Regions from separate parts of the Homo sapiens genome. Here regions 2, 3 and 4 are each linked to region 1. A link is a loop called in an ENCODE intact Hi-C map of the cell type or tissue named here. Cell type or tissue: endothelial cell of umbilical vein. All regions are shown on one strand.

The links. A loop is a pair of places that touch in the nucleus more often than their neighbours do. Peaks named below come from ENCODE experiments on the same cell type or tissue, not always from the same donor. Only the 100,000 strongest peaks of a DNase experiment are listed, where the experiment ranks them.
Region 2: it touches region 1 in a loop (7-fold over the local background); 3 of 110 quality-filtered maps call a loop at or near these places.
Region 3: it touches region 1 in a loop (17-fold over the local background); 3 of 110 quality-filtered maps call a loop at or near these places.
Region 4: it touches region 1 in a loop (9-fold over the local background); 11 of 110 quality-filtered maps call a loop at or near these places.

Annotation. Positions count from the first base shown.
Region 1 is chr9:78,819,396-78,823,395 of GRCh38, forward strand. No RefSeq gene overlaps it. Among named protein-coding and RNA genes, the nearest start is that of PSAT1, 520 kb to the left of the region's middle. In endothelial cell of umbilical vein, a CTCF peak has its summit at 1,928; a DNase peak (open chromatin) is centred at 1,936; H3K27ac peaks cover 230 bases.
Region 2 is chr9:78,599,867-78,603,866 of GRCh38, forward strand. No RefSeq gene overlaps it. Among named protein-coding and RNA genes, the nearest start is that of PSAT1, 300 kb to the left of the region's middle. In endothelial cell of umbilical vein, a CTCF peak has its summit at 2,259 (motif pointing right); a DNase peak (open chromatin) is centred at 2,295; H3K27me3 peaks cover 157 bases.
Region 3 is chr9:79,231,937-79,235,936 of GRCh38, forward strand. No RefSeq gene overlaps it. Among named protein-coding and RNA genes, the nearest start is that of LNCARSR, 330 kb to the right of the region's middle. In endothelial cell of umbilical vein, a CTCF peak has its summit at 1,813 (motif pointing left); no DNase peak of the experiment used is centred here.
Region 4 is chr9:79,132,389-79,136,388 of GRCh38, forward strand. LOC101927450 (a long non-coding RNA gene) reads right to left here. Exons shown (of 5, transcript NR_109771.1): 5 at 3,034-4,000. Among named protein-coding and RNA genes, the nearest start is that of LNCARSR, 430 kb to the right of the region's middle. In endothelial cell of umbilical vein, a CTCF peak has its summit at 2,480 (motif pointing left); a DNase peak (open chromatin) is centred at 2,423.

The sequences.
Region 1 (4,000 bases):
TTATAGGTTAATGTAACCATGTGTGTTGTAGAAAGCATGTACACAGGATGCCTTTATGTAATTTGATCATGCAAATGCAATATAGCTATCATACTACCTGTCTTTCCCCTGCATTTTAATGGAGACTAATAAATGGATCCTTCACATCCACGGAGAGGAAGGATAGCAAAAAAAGTAATCTTACCCCATTTTTTTTTTCCTTTTTATCTGCTGTGGTTGCCATGCCTTATGTCAGAGCACATTGCTTTAGGCCATGGCTACGATGACCCTGGGGCGAGATGGGTGAGAAGGAGATACACTCTCCAGGCTGTGGCTTCATCTTGTCTTAGGAAAGTCTGATACAGCTGATGGCAGGCATACTGTTCTCCTGTCAGCGCTTTTCAGCATTTATAGATGCCTCAGGGCCCTGAGCTGTGTGCGTGCGTGTCTATCACAAAACATGAAGTTTCTTCTGGGGTTGCCATTGTGGTGCTGTGAAAGGCACAGCAGAATGAAATGCAGAGACCCAGTCTTTATTCCCATTTTGCCACTAACTAGCTTTGCATCTTTTAGAAAAATGATCACACTTTGCAAATATCTCTCTTTCAAAGAAATTGTTTGTGTCACGTCATAATTGCCTATGTTACTTACTATCTCCTTCCTTGGAATGTGATTATTTCAAAGCGAGAGACTATGTATTCCTACTTTCCTGCCCATTGCTTAGTATAAGGTGGGCGCTTAAAGAAACATCTGTAGTGGAAAGTAAGGTTTCTTCTCCTGATCTCTGTGTTCCCTAGAATTGGAGGATTGGAATTTATTAACTCATAAAGTCTTGAACTCTTGAAGACAAAGAGTGATAATTTCCCCTGCAATGAGTATAAGCCCTAATATGAGGAAACTATTATTCCACTGAAGAGTGTTGGGCATAGAAAGGAATCAACAGACACTGAACCTGGATAACATTTCTAGCAAACGATCTGGGCCTCATTAGAACCTCTAAGGAGGTTTTCTAATTTTCTGACGTGAAGGTATTGAAATTAATACCAGACCCACACTACTTATTTACATCACACATACCTGCACAAGCACAAACTTCATAAATATCTGTGCTTAAGATAACTAATTTAGCCAGATTTATGGTATTTATGCCCCAGTGTGAGCTCAGCTCTGATGGCCTTACCTGCAAATTTAAGTCAAGATTCTGGTATTCGAGAACATTCCTGTCTGGAATTGCCACATGTTTCACATGGATACCCAATTTTCTTTAAAGGAAATGTGCATGGGGAATGGAGTTTCAGATATTCCAATAAATATCTGGAATATGGCCTCAGATAGTCCAATAAACTCAATAAAGCAAGACTATTAGTAGAAGGCTGAAATGGAAAACACTCAGTAATGGAGAAAAAATAAGATTACCATTGAAGAAAAGTGCCATATATGACCAGTCACCAGTGACATTAAAGCTGTGCAGAGATGCAAGCTAACTTGAAAATCAGGTGCAAAGAGGACGGATATATTTCATGAATTACAGGTAGAAAATGAAAGTTTATAATAGCTCTAGTAAGGATATTCTTAGAGTGGTTTCAAGTCTTGAATTTATATTCTTACTGTGATTTTAACTCAAATACTGATCTTCAAAAGAGTGACATCATTGTTGAACTATTTTATGTTAGTCCTGACCAATGAAATATACTTTAAAGCATCTACTTCTTTCTCCTTTCATTTAAGTGGTAGAGAAAATGAAATTGTTACATTGCACTTCTGTTACTGGAGAAATGTATAAGATTTTACCTTATTTAAACTAGGAATCCCATATCCTCCCTCCCTGAAAAAACTCGACATTGCCTCATGCACTTTTGGCCCTCATAAAGATCCAGTTATCAGCCCTCACCGAGATCTTTATGCTGAACCTGCTGTTGTAATTTCTAGAAACCACCAGTAGGTGTCTCCTATCAATAGTTTTGGTCACGGAAAGGAAGGGTGCCAATCATTTGTCATTCATTTAATAATGGACGCCATTGTCACTTGGTAGAGGGTCTTGATTGCAAGCTGTCCAGGTTCTTGGCATTTTGAACAAAGAATTGGACAAAACTCCCAAGAAAGCAAGGAAAGAATGAAGCAACAAAAGAACAAAAGCAGGAATTTATTGAAATGAAAGTATACTCCACAGTGCGGGAGCAGCCAGAGCAGCAGGTCAAGGGCCTGGATACAGAATCTTCTCCGGTCCAAATACCCCCTACAGGTTTCCCATTGGCCACTTCATGCTCACCCATGTAAATGAAGTGGTGGACCCCAATTGGTATGACTGGTTGCCGAAAGCAACCAATCAGAAGCTGAAGTGGCGTTACAAAGGTCACACTCCTGTGCAAACATCTGATTGGTTGCTTTTTTCAACCAATCAGAGGCTAAGGTGAATTTACAAAGTTGCAAACAAAGACTCCACCGGCAATCAGTCTGATAGGTTGCAGAAAGCTAACTTCTCATCTGCCATGCAGAAAAGGTTGGGGGTTTGCAAAGGGAGTAGCCTCTGGTCCCTTTGTTACCCAGGCGTGGAAAGTTAGGGTTTTCCTTTCAATTTAGTTCCAGGAAGTCGGGGCAAAACAGCCCCAGGCTCCCTGCCTCTAGACCCTATTCTCCTGCTTCACCATGAGAAATCTGCCCACTGTATGATGCAGACAATCCAAGCCCATTTAATGTGCTTCTAAAATGGGTCAGCCAATCTTCATTTAAACCTTAACCTTTCAGGAAATGAGTTTCAAATAGTGGTTGTTGTGTATGTGTGTGTGTAATAAGTAATCAGAAAATGAAGTTCAACATTTGAGCTGATTTCCTTCAAAGTCTACCAAAATTATCATTAGAAACAAAAAGTTTATAAAGCAGAAGAAGTTGACAATCCAGCCATGAAAATGAACACCTTCCTCACAAGACTGGCAAAAGTAGAAAATTTCCTAGAGATCCAGTCTTGAGGTTTCATTATGCAGGAGGTTAATGTTTACTGTCTGAAGTTGAAGGGTCTTCCTAACAAGAAAAAAATTCAATTTTCTTCTATGTGAAAGAAGGAAAAAGATCTCTTCTGAGAAAGTAAAATGGAGCAATCGAGTGAAAAGTTAGCCTTGATTTGTGCCCAGGCCACTTTATAGAGGTGACGTTTTATTTATTGCTGCCCTCTTTCTGGGAGTCTCTTTTTGTTATTCTTTGCCCCTTTTAATGCTGTCACATTTTGTGCTTTTGTAGCAAACATTCCTCTGGAGCTGGGCATATATTGCCTTCTGAAAGCCTTCTCTCCTCAACTAGATGGTACTGTATCTGAGGGCACATTTTGTCTTATATTCCCTAATCTCTCCTACAGTATCTAACCTGGAGCCTCATCTTGAGTTGACATTTACTGAATGCTTCTCACTGTTTTCAGTATGGCATCCAATTTTTTAGAGAAAAGCTTGTGACAGATTTTTGGTACTTCCATAGTCCCTGATAAGCACAATGCCTTGCACATAGAAGGTACCGTATTATTTTTGAAATAGCGAATGAAGCACAAGGCTGATAGAATAGGAAACACATATCCTAATTGGAGCAGTGGTGTGGTGTGTTTTTATAAAAGAATATTTATTCCTTTGAGAGCCTAAGGCAAGCCAGGCAGTGTACTGCTCAATCTACTTAACCTACTTAAGGGTGACCCATAAATTCAGCTGACCTTAGTCAACCATGGAAGCATTGGAATTTAACTCAGAACTATGCAAGCCTAACACTCTCCAGGGATTAATGTAAAGAAAGGTATGGAATGGAGCTCTTGATCAATGGGCAGTTGAGCAGAGGAGAAAAGAACTTTGTAAACTTCCTTTTAGAATATCTTAAAGAAAAATTTATACCACTAGCAATGTATTAGTTGTTTGCCTAACCTGTCTTAGGTTGGCTTCCACAGGAAATAGATTCTAAGGTGAATACTTATTTGCAGAGGTTTATTGCGAACACCTTCAGAATCAGTGCTTGTGAGTGAGTGAAAGAACTAGGATTGAGCAGACGG
Region 2 (4,000 bases), 220 kb before region 1:
CTAAAAAGCAATGGTAATATCTATTCCAAATGTATCATTTCCTAATTATTTTGCTACCCTTCTTTTGACTGTCTGCGCTCTAGAGGTTATGGTATATCTGTATTTATGGGAAACACTACATAACAGTGTGCCATCATTGTGCATCTCTCCTCAACTTCACATTCATGGAGCATACAAGCAGTAGCTTGAAATTTGCCAAGTGAGAGTATTCATGCTATGGAAATCAGCAAATGCTACGAATCAGGGCTTGTTTTTCTTGGAGAGTCACTAGTTAACATGCTGTTTTCCAGCAGTATTTAGCCAGTGGGAAGCACTGAAGAGAGCTCAGAGGATTGGTGGAAGGAAGAAGTCATGGTTTTTCATCTTTTCTTCTGTGGCCTTGGGAATATCTCTTCCCTTGCCTCCTCCAGTTGTCCCTCTATTGAAGGGGTGGTGGCCAGGCGCGGTGGCTCACTCCTGTAATCCCAGCACTTTAGGAGGCCAAGGCGGGCGGATCACAAGGTCAGGAGTTAGAGACCAGCCTGGCCAACATGGTGAAACCCCGTCTCTACTAAAAACACAACAATTAGCCAGGAGTGGTGGCAGGTGCCTGTAATCCCAGCTACTTAGGAGGCTGAGGCAGGAGAATCGCTTGAACCCAGGAGGCAGAGGTTGTAGTGAGCTGAGATCATGCCACTGTACTCCAGCCTGGGCAACAGAGCGAGACTCTGTCTTAAAAATAAATAAATAAATAATAAAAATAAAAAAGAAGGGGTGGTATTGGCTTCCTGTTGTTGCTAATCTCTGGGTTGCTTCACTGTTTGACATTTGTCACTGAGCTTCTCAGTTCTTCTATCACCAGTGTCACCAATTCTCTGTACTAAATTCTTTCTGCTTTACATATTTGAATGCTTTTTCCCCCATTTAGACCTTATCTGATACATATAGCAAATTTATTTACACAGGTGTCTTTTGTTTTCGGTAGCACTTTTAATGTCAGAGCTTACAAAATTTAAAATAATATGATGTGTTAGCGATAGAAAGCCCTCTCTTTATTCAGAAGAAGAATTAAAGTGCCAGAAAGCGTAAGCAATTTGTTATAGTAGGTTGGTGAAAAGCAATAATGCTTTCCCAGCATATACTGGGATTTTTGACCCACACATTAATATTTTGAGCTAGAAATAATATAGAATTTATTAGAACTACTGAATGCCCTCAGTACTTTTTTGATATCTGAGTTTCGACTTGATAGCTCATATTCTGCCTTTGTTTAGGTATTTTTTTTTGTTTATGATGCCATGGTGGCCAAATCATGTCTACAATGAGAAATTTTAAAATATTGAATAGATTTTTGAAAATTGAACTGGCAGTCAGCTGGCTGTCTTACTGTCTTATAAAAATAACACCCCTGGATGTCGGCTGCAGTGGCTCATGCCTGTAATTCCAGTATCTTGGAAGGCCGAGGTAGGAAGATATCTGGAAGCCAGTTGTTTGAGACCAGCCTGGGCAATATAGCGAGACCTTGTCTCTACAAAACATTTAAAGATTATCCAGGCACAGCAGTGCGCCTGAGCTGAGCCTAGCTACCCAGGAGGCTGAGGTGGAAGGATCACTTGAGCCAGGAGTTCAAGGGTACGTGTGAGCCGTGATCACACCGCTGCACTCCAGTCTGTGTGACAGAGCAAGAGCCTGAATTAAAAAAAAAAAAAAAGCCTATTGGATATATAGCTGCTGTGTCTGGGTTCTGTCTCTCTGTTTATGAAGGTCCATTAACTTATTTCATAGTCAAAATCCACATGATTCTCTGGGACACAGGGAAGAAAGATACTAAGGAGGGGTAGTTTCTTCTTTTCCTATGGTTTTGTAGAATATAGAGAAAGTGGATTTTACTTAGTAAATGACTGAATGGTTTCATATATCATCTCATAGAAAAACATTAATTTTTAAATTCTGCTGAAGTGGCTTAGATTATAAACACTGCTCTTGTTACTTCATATCTTGCAAGTCTCCTTTAGTGCTCTGTTATTAAAATATTGTGAAAGAGAAAGAGCGCTGATTAAACGTGCCTACATGGATACATTTACATTAATGCATGATGATTAATTATAAGTTAATATGCTCATTCACAAAAATATTTTAAGGTGGCATAATGATAAGGCTGCATTGATAACCTTGCACAGCCCCTTATTAACTTTATCAAAAGCCAGATATGAGGTGACGTTAACACATTTTGGAGTGGCATGCCAGCAAGCCAACTGGCTTTCCGTGAGTGTCATACTCACTTTGGACCACAAGATGCCGCTCAATAATCCGTTATGATTTAGGTCTTTTGTTACAAGCCAAATGACATTTCCATTTATTTTACATGCTCTCCAATTACATATTAAAACTTATAGTGGGTGGGTTGTGGGGAGGAGACCCTGACTCTGAAAGCACTTTTTAACTTGGATGTGGGAAATCTATGAATAATTTATTTAAGGTATACAGATGCAGGCTGAGAATTCAGACAACATAGAATTGTGGCATCCTCAGCTTCTGTGCGTGTGTGTACTTGTCTACTCTTGCCCTGCTGTCTACCCAGCCCTTTTTGTATAGTCACCAGCACCATCTGCCCCCGAATGAAATAATTTCCTGCTGGTTCTCGCTAGCAACTCACAAAACAACCTATTTTTGTAACTATTCAAAATGTCAAAGGATTACCTTAAAATAAAAACACATAATCAGCTTTCTATTTTTCAGGCAGCAATTAAGTAGTCACAACATGGCAGTCCATAGATGAAAGCTCCAGAAATAATTGTTTCCAAAGGTAATCACTGGAAGAAGATAATTTTATTTCCCAAGTCCTTGTCTTAGGCTTAAAAAACAATTCAGCCTGAAGATTCAGATGGCTTTGGTCTTTAACTTTCCCATCAAATTTGCCCTACATTTAAATTTATATGTTTTAATTTTTTTGAGATAAGATGGAAGCAAGTCTTCCCCACAAATACTTTTTTATGACCAGTGTCTAAACACGAGCCAAGGTGGTCACATTATGGAAACACATTCCTTGGAAATTTGAGGGGCCAGGCTTTAGAGAAGAAGCAGCTACATAAGGAAATCTCTTCCATAAACGTCATGTAGGAAAGTTACTTTGCCTTTTTCTGGTGTTAATTTGGCAGCAATAGAGCTGATCTGCCTCCTAGATAAAATAGACTACCTAGGTGGTATGATTTCCAGGTTGTCAAGAAATAGCCCTCAACATAGTCTCTTCTTAACTGTCACTTCCATTTTAGTGTGTTGGTTTTCAGATACTTTAGTCTATCTGGCTGAGCACAGGATTTTAAGAGATGGAGACTGATGATCAGAACAAACAAACATATGAGAGACTCTGTATGATGGTGAGAGGAGAGAGAGTAAGCAGCAGAAATGGGAGGAGAATGACCAAGACGTGGAAAGAAAGAGATGCTCTAGGAAAAGCCCCACCTAGTGCATTGTCTCAGTCCATTCTTAGGATGGGATCAACTTGGTGGTGTGAGCATTTAGTTTAGACAATAAAAAATGGACTCTCAAAAAACTGAAAATAGAATTACCATATGATCCAGCATTCCCACTGCTGGTCATATATCCAAAAGAAAGAAAATCCTTATATCTAAGAGATATCATCTGCACTCCCATGCTTATGACAGCACTATACACAATAGCCAAAATTTGGAAGCAACCTAAGTGTCCATCAATGGATAAATGGATAAAGATAATGTGGTACATATACATAATGGAATATTATTCAGCTATAAACAAGAGTGAAATCCTGTCATTTGCAGCAACACAGATGGTCCTTATGTTAAGGACAATAAACCAGGCACAGCAAAACAAATACTGCATGTTCTCACTCATATGAGGGAGCTAGAAAGTGGATCTCATGACAATTGAGAGTAGAATGATGGTTTTCAGAGGCTGGGAAGAAGGCGGTGTGGAGAAGGGTATGAAGACAGGTTGGTTGATGGGCAAGTATAAACATACAGTTAGAAGAAATAAGTTCTAG
Region 3 (4,000 bases), 410 kb after region 1:
TGGAGCAAGAATAAGATAGCTCTCAAAAAATTAAATAATAAAACTCACAGATTACCTGATGTTTTTGGATATTAAGTGAAGAATACACTGCTGTTGTTGGTTTTCTGTTTGTTTTTTGTTATTGTTTGTTTGTTTTAGACAAAGCCTCACTCTATTGCCCAGGCTGGAGTGCAGTAGCATGATAGGCTCATGGCACCTCAAACTCATAAGCTAAAGTGACTCCCCACACCAGCCTCTCAAGTAGCTGGGACTACAGGCACATGCCACCATATCTGGCTATTTTTAAAATAAAATTTTGGTAGAGACAGAGTCTCACTATGTTGCCCAGGCTGGTCTTGAACTCCCGGGCTCAAGAGATCTTCCTGCCTTGGCCTCTCAAAGTGTTGAGATTACAGGCATGTGCCAATGTGCCTGGCCAGGAATTGCAATTCTAAAGATAGTTTGTGAACAGTAAGTACTTAAAAAACTTGTAAAATTAAAAAGTAAGGCAATTACTAATTCCGGGAAAAACAAAAAGTAGTGCATATAAAAATGTAATTATTGTGTTTTACATGGTTCAACTATAGATAACACTCACAGAGTCATAACCATGTAAACACTATTTATTTATGTAAATTGTGACATAACTTCATTAGGTTTTTAGAAGGAGTAGAAGTGTGCCTTTTGGAGTTTGGGTTTGGGCAATGGGCAATAGGTAATATCTAAAATAACACTTAAAAAATAAAGATATTATTTAGAAATATAGAAGCAGATACCAGAAGTAAATGTAAGTAATGGTCACCTGCCAGAGACAGGAATCAAGAATCAGGGAGAAGTGAAGAAAGAAATGCTGTTTTATGTTACAAGCCTTTTGAAGCTGCAAGGCATTTAAAAGCATGCACATATATTCTCTGACGCCAAAAAATTAAAACATAAATTTGCAATTGACATATACTTGCGAAATTTCATTATAATTTTTATTAAATTTGCAACTAGTGGCAGGGACTGAAATAATGGCAACCTGAAGAGAAACAAGCAGATTGTTCTAGTTGACCGTATAAGCAAAAAGACTATGACTGAATGAATTTGCCATTAATTATTTCATTTGATAAATAAACCTTTAACACAACTTTATGTAAAGTGTTTGAAATTATAAAACATCAGCATTACAGTATACTGGAAATGGAAGGAGGCCTGAGCATTCTGAAATGTTGAAGGGTGAAGCTGATGTAAATTGGTGACAGAAGATTTTCTCCAAGGTGAGGAAATATAACCGAAATCACAGAATTTCCAATGAAAATGGATTAGCAAAGTGAAACTAATTTGCTAATGTGGCGCAGGACAAACCTTTTTTTTTTTTTTTTTTTTTTTTGGAGTCGGAGTCTCACTCTGTCGCCCAGACTGGAGTGCAGTGGTGCGATCTCGACTCACTGCAAGCTCCATCTTCCGGGTTCACGCCATTCTCCTGCCTCAGCCCCCGGAGTAGCTGGGACTACAGGCACCCGCCACCACGCCCGGCTAATTTTTTTTGTATTTTTAGTAGAGACAGGGTTTCACCCTGTTAGCCAGGATGGTCTCAATCTGCTGACCCTGTGATCCGCCTGCCTCGGTTTGGAGAGAACCAATGACAAGAGAAAAGGAAATTCACAATATGACTGAAATAAGTAACTAAAAGAACAGAAAATCAGAATAATTACATATGGTGCGTCCCCAAAGCAGATCACCTTAAATCAGGCATTTCAGATTCAGTTGAAAGGAGAAATAAAAACACCAAAATATAGCCTCTGGAGGGTGGTTACTTTCTCCAGTGCTTGCAGTTCTGGAATAGGTTGCCCCCTGCTGTTGGAGGTTAGGATGTGGTGGGGGCAGGAGAAGGGTGGAGTTCAGTTGGCCTCCCAAGGCTCTCCTCCTCACTACACCTAGAGCTTCAAGCAAAGCAGCTCTAGATTTGTGGACTGAGTTTCCCGATAAAATGTATGCTGGAAGAAATTGTTGCATGGCTGAAAATCAAGTTTGAAAAATGCTGGTCTATCTCAAATTCTTTATTTGGCAGGTACAGAAAGGGGAGCCTTTTAAGTAATCACTTATTCAAGGTGAAAAGAAATCTGATGGCAGGATTAGAACCAAAAGCCAGGCCTCTTAAAAGCTAATTAATTTGCTTTCTCCCACACCAATGATCCTGGCAATGTTGCCTTTCTGTTAAAGCAAATATATTTTATTAAATGATATGTAAATTACTACTTTGTTAACTTTGTTTCTTAAGAAAATATGCAACTGGGCACATAATTAGAAGAAATATGGATACATCTATGAGCACCCAAAATGGAATTCTATAAAACCGTATCCAATATTTAATTCTCATTTTAACTCTTAATTTACTAAGTGATTTTATTATATTTGATGCCATATGGCCAGTTCTGCCTGTTCCATCTGCTGTGTGAGCAGTTTTGTTGAATAAAGTATTTAATTCCCTGGTTGCAAACACTACACCTTGATGATTCAGAGAAGTAAAGCACTGTCTTTTTATTACTTGTTCATTTACTGGTATATGATTCTTTCTCACTCTGATTCTACTCCTATTCTCTCCCCGCTCTCTTCTCTCCTTTCTCCTCTCTCCTTTTCCCTTGACTTTGCTCCCAACAGCTCTGTGACTGATGTATTCAGTCTTTCTTTTCCTGCTTACTCTCTCTGCAAAATGTCTGTGATTCCCTTAACCAGAAATATTTTATTCTTAACAACCATAATTATGTCACCTCCTGCAGCTAACTTTAAGCTCACTATTTTGACTATAGAAGCAAATAAGTTAATTTGCATAGGTGAGTTAAAATAATCCAATAACTAATTGTTACTCTGTCAAAGATCTCTGGTAAAAAAAAATAGCTTAAATCCTTTCCCTTATCTTAATATTTAAAAAAGACAACTGAAACAGAGCAGACTATTAAAAAGAAAAACCACCTCTTACATAGGGGCTGCTTTATGAGAGAGTTGTCATGTGTTTAAATGGATGTACTACATAATTATATTGGTTGCAGCATGCAGAACAGGATAAATAGGGAAAATGGAATTTGACAAAACGATGAATATTCTATATCAAACTTCTCCATACTAATATAAATAAGTTATATGGTATCAAGTAAAGAAGCAACACCAGAACCAAGCTTAAAATCATTAGATACCGTGAGCTTGTGCTGATCAGATTTGTTCGTGTGTTCTACCTTGGAAAAGATATTAAATTCACAAATCTATTTGAGAATGGGTTGGTATACTTCTAGGAGTTTATAGTTGAACTGATGACCTGCTTAAAGGCGATAAGGCAGTGTTTTAAGGATGACCACTAAATCTTTGTTTTGCCAACACTACTTATAAAATGTTTTACAAATGGTTTAGTCTCTGAGAGCTTTCTGAATATCTGATTAAAGTCTTTAAAAGAAAGGATTAAATATCAGTAAGTGATAATTTATAAGATGATACCTTGCTGTATAAAAATATGCAAACTATTTAAAGGCAAATTTTGAGATATTAAAATGCTTTTGTTCATGGAGAAAATTAACTTGAACACATTTCTCTACAGTTAGGTTGTATAGTTTAGTAACTAATAAAGTTTCCTCAGCGTAGATCCAAAACAATTAGCAATCTTAAGAAAAAACGATTGTAATAATGTTAATAAAAATCCCAGGAAATCTACAAGCTTGATGGAGATTTGCTATTCTCCATGAGGAAATAACATATTCGTGTGGGAATTTGAACAACCACCAGGGTGCTGTTCCTCACTATTGTGCTGACCAGCTACTGGACCAAGATTGTGTTGAAAGCAATGTTAATTAATTGTACTGCAGCTTAAATCAGAAGGACACTGGTAGGGTTTTAACAAAGTAAATATCTGCCAAGTATTGAAATTTTTTTCAAAGAAAGTTACAATATTAGTAAATGATAATTATGTTGTCTACAGCAATGTGAGAGACAAAATTCCCTGACTTTGTATCTAACTTCTTTGAAAGAGCATAAATTGTTCAAGGCTTGT
Region 4 (4,000 bases), 310 kb after region 1:
TTTGACTTTGTGTGCACTGACCTAGGACTTTTCCCTGAAATTTTCCTCTAACTTTTTAGTGGGAATAAATTGTCAACAGTGGTAAAAAGAAAAGTGCCTTTGCACGCAGAACAAGGTATTTATCCACAAGCCTTTGAAGATTTTTGTTTGTTGGGTTTTCTTTTTTCCATTTTTGTTTTTAAAGTCAGGTTTATTGAGTTATAATTTACATACGGTAAAATCCATCCTTTTAGATGTACAGTTCTATGACTTTTGACATGAATGCCAGCACAATCAAGACATAGAAAATGTTCACTAACCCCCAAAATCTCTGACAATCCTTTGTAGTCAAACTTCACCATCCCCAAGCCCAATCTTGGGCAACCATTGATCTTATTTCTGTCCCTACAGTGTTATCTTTAGTCCGGAGAGGTTTATTTTAAATTTTTTTTTTTTTTTTTTGACAACAGAAAAGCCCTCCTTTTTCACAGTAAGGAGGTCCAATTAGTGTAATAAGATGTAGTCAAGAGGGCCACTCTGGAGTCAGAAAAATGCAGGTTTCAATCCTGGCTCTGCCCCTTGCTCACACTGATTTGAGATATATTACTTCATTTAGCCAAGCCTCAGTTTTCTCATCTGTTAAATGGCATAACAATAATCAGCAACAGTTATTGAATACTACATTATTTGGTAGACTTGTTTAAATCTCTGTGAGATGCCACCTTACTGATACAATGACTAATTTTTATCTTTCATGTTACTTTCCACTTTTTTTTTTTTTTTTTTGAGACGGAGTATTGCTCTGTCGCCCAGGCTGGAGTGCAGTGGCGCGATCTCGGCTCACTACAAGCTCCGCCTCCTGGGTTCACGCCATTCTCCTGCCTCAGCCTCCCGAGTAGCTGGGACTACAGGTGCTTGCCACCAAGGCTGGCTAATTTTTTTTTTTTTTTTTGTATTTTTTAGTAGAGACGGCGCTTCACCGTGTTAGCCAGGATGGTCTCGATCTCCTGACCTCGTGATCCGCCCGCCTCAGCCTCCCAAAGTGCTGGGATTACAGGCGTGAGCCACCGCGCCCGGCCACTTTCCACTTTCTAATATGGACAGTAGTCTCTCCATAGGTTACGGCAGTAATCTTCCTGTCCACATCCACATTACAGGGTGGGGTAGGGATCCCCAGTCACACAAGTTTGATCCTCCCAATACCTATCAGAGTACATAACAGCTATGCAGAGCACACACATTAAATAAGGGAAAATTTAACATGGTACTGAAAAATAAACACATCCACATTTGTTGCTACATATGTAGGTATTCATAAATGATTTACATTAATGTCATGTGTTTTTAAAATTTACATAAGTGATATACTTTTTGCATCCTTTTGTGACTTTTTCCATTTAGTGTTTTTTTTTTTTTAAGTCTATCTATATTTGACTACTAAATTGTATTCCTTTTCATGGGTAAATCAGTCTATTTATCCATTCTGCTATCCAGAATGCCCATGTTTTTGCTGTAGACATTTCCTTGAATAGGAATAATATTCACCAAGTTAGGGACTGGTTTCCTTTGGAAAGCAAAGGAGAGAGGAGAAAAAGAGACAGGTAGGGGACTTTAGCTGTAGCCATAAATATTGTTTCTTTTTTTTTTTTTTAGGGGAATGCAGCTGTGGAGCAATCCATCTAGCAAATTGTTAGTATCTGTCTGTTAATTTTGGGTGAAGAATTCATAAGTGTTCATTATTTCTCTATTCTATTTTAAATTATTTTATAATTAAATATAAAAAAATTAACACATACCAAAAAAACAATGGATATGGTTCTATCCTGGAATTCATAATCTTTACTAATGGCACTGAACTTGTCCTATTGCATTTTTCATAAATAACAAAAAATTCCCACAATCAAGGTGAGATACTTATGACATATACCTAGCTAGTTTGGTCATAAGAAGTCAAGAGTCAAGCTTTTCCCCAGTAAGTGCCACTCCATCAACCATGGTAGCTAGGCTCTGCCTGGTCTTCCTGTAAGAATCCAGTTGCATTTTTTCCTGTTGGTTTTGCTGTAGTTAGAAGCAGTGAGTTTGTGTGCTAAGAAATATACACAGGACTCCTCTAAAAATAACTAGATGAGTTTTGTGTATTTAAGAGAAAAGGGTTATGAGGCACCTAGTAATTCATCTGATCAAACTCTTCACTGTTAGCAGGATTTGGCTAATACAGGGCACCTAGGGAATAAGCATGCTTTTTCCTTCATTTCACTCATCTTTTACAAAATAAATCGAACTTGCCTTTGGACAGGAAATAGCTAAGCTTTGGAAATAGTTGTGAGGCTTATCCCATTCTTTCATTTTAATGACTTTCCCTGGTATTTAATCCCATCTTCCCCTTCTTCTGTGACAACACTTATTAGTATGCTCTTCAGATAGCCGTGGAAACAAACAAGGCTATCAAAATACAGCTCACACCAAGTTCTCCGGGCTGAGGTGGCAAGTGGGCGTGTTTCCCTGCCCCCTTGTGGCTTGATTACAGAATTCCTGCTATGCTCACCCCCCACAGCTCATTACCTTGCCTCTTACATAACATGGGGAGAATGAGAGGGTTAAGATTCTGCTCTGCCACTTGCTGCAGAATAGATGGCTACTCTATTAGCGACCGGGCTTTATCATACTTGATAGCATTTGCTTCTTCAGGGACTGATGGCTCCAAAACACTTCTGATCAAGATGGCCTGAGAAGGTCTGAGGTTGTATTTTTCATGTGGAAAGACCAAGTGTGCAAAATAGGTAATGGGCTGGACCAGTAGTCACCTGAGAATAGCCATGACTTTGGAAGGCAACCTTTCCATTGGAATTTGTGACATGATCTCCAAGATAAATCCTGCTTGTCAGAACCAACCAGTAATTATTTTGCAACAATTGAGGTTAAATATTGTGAGCATGCCTATTAAGTGGGATTTTGAGCTGAGTGGGATGTGTAATACCATGTAGAGTGAAATAGAGCTTGCTATCATTAAGAAGTAAAGGGAAAATTTTAATGTTAAGCAAAGACCAAAGAAGATTTCATGGATCAACTGTCATGCAAGATCTTTAATACAGGGCAGAGAAAAGAGCAAATCAGGGCAATAAATAGTTCTCAAACTGTGACAGTACTGAAAATCAATCAAGTGTGATTATCACTGAACTTAGTTCCTTGAAGTGTGCTTCCGAATTTCTCTTTGGCAAGAATGGGTTGCAAATGCAATCACTGCCCTAGGATTTTAAAAAAATCACATATGTTGGGTCATTTCCATTTTACAGACGGAAATCTAAGTTACAAATGAATTGAGATTATTTGTTACAGATCTCATAGTAAATCAGTAGCAGAACAGCAAATAGAATCGAGAGTATTTTGTGCTTTAGATAAGAATTCTTGTCTCCAGAGCAGACTCTCTCTGTAGCCGTAATGAATTGCTTCATTGCTTCCTAATGCACCATGTGTCTTAGTCAACTTGTCCTTCTAGGCTCCTGGAAGCACCAGGTCACTGTGTCACAAGGCAATGTCAAAATGTCACAATGATATCAGCTGGGTGATGACAACAGGGATGCAAGCCAAGGGGTACAGAAACAAATCAACACTTCTGTTGTGCAGCATATAGATGGCATTATTTTCCGTATCAATATACAAAAAAGCTGCTTGGGGATAACATAGAAACTAAAATTAAAAATGAATCTGTACCTCCCATGGTAACATGGTTTATCATCTATTTGCTAGCCTCGGCTTTCCATCAGCCATTCATACTTGATTTATAGTTCGAAAACTGTAAAACAAAAGTAAAACTGTGCTATTGCTAATATTCTAATTGTGCAGATACTGTTGCACAATAATCATGGCTCTTGACTTCTGCTTTATAGAAGTATAGTCAAATATATATGATATGCAGAATCAGCACCAGTTTCTTTATATTTAAAATAAAGCTAAGATGGCCTAAGAAGCCAAAGTGTGTGTATTCTCAAATATGTATATGCATATGTGTAAATGTATAATG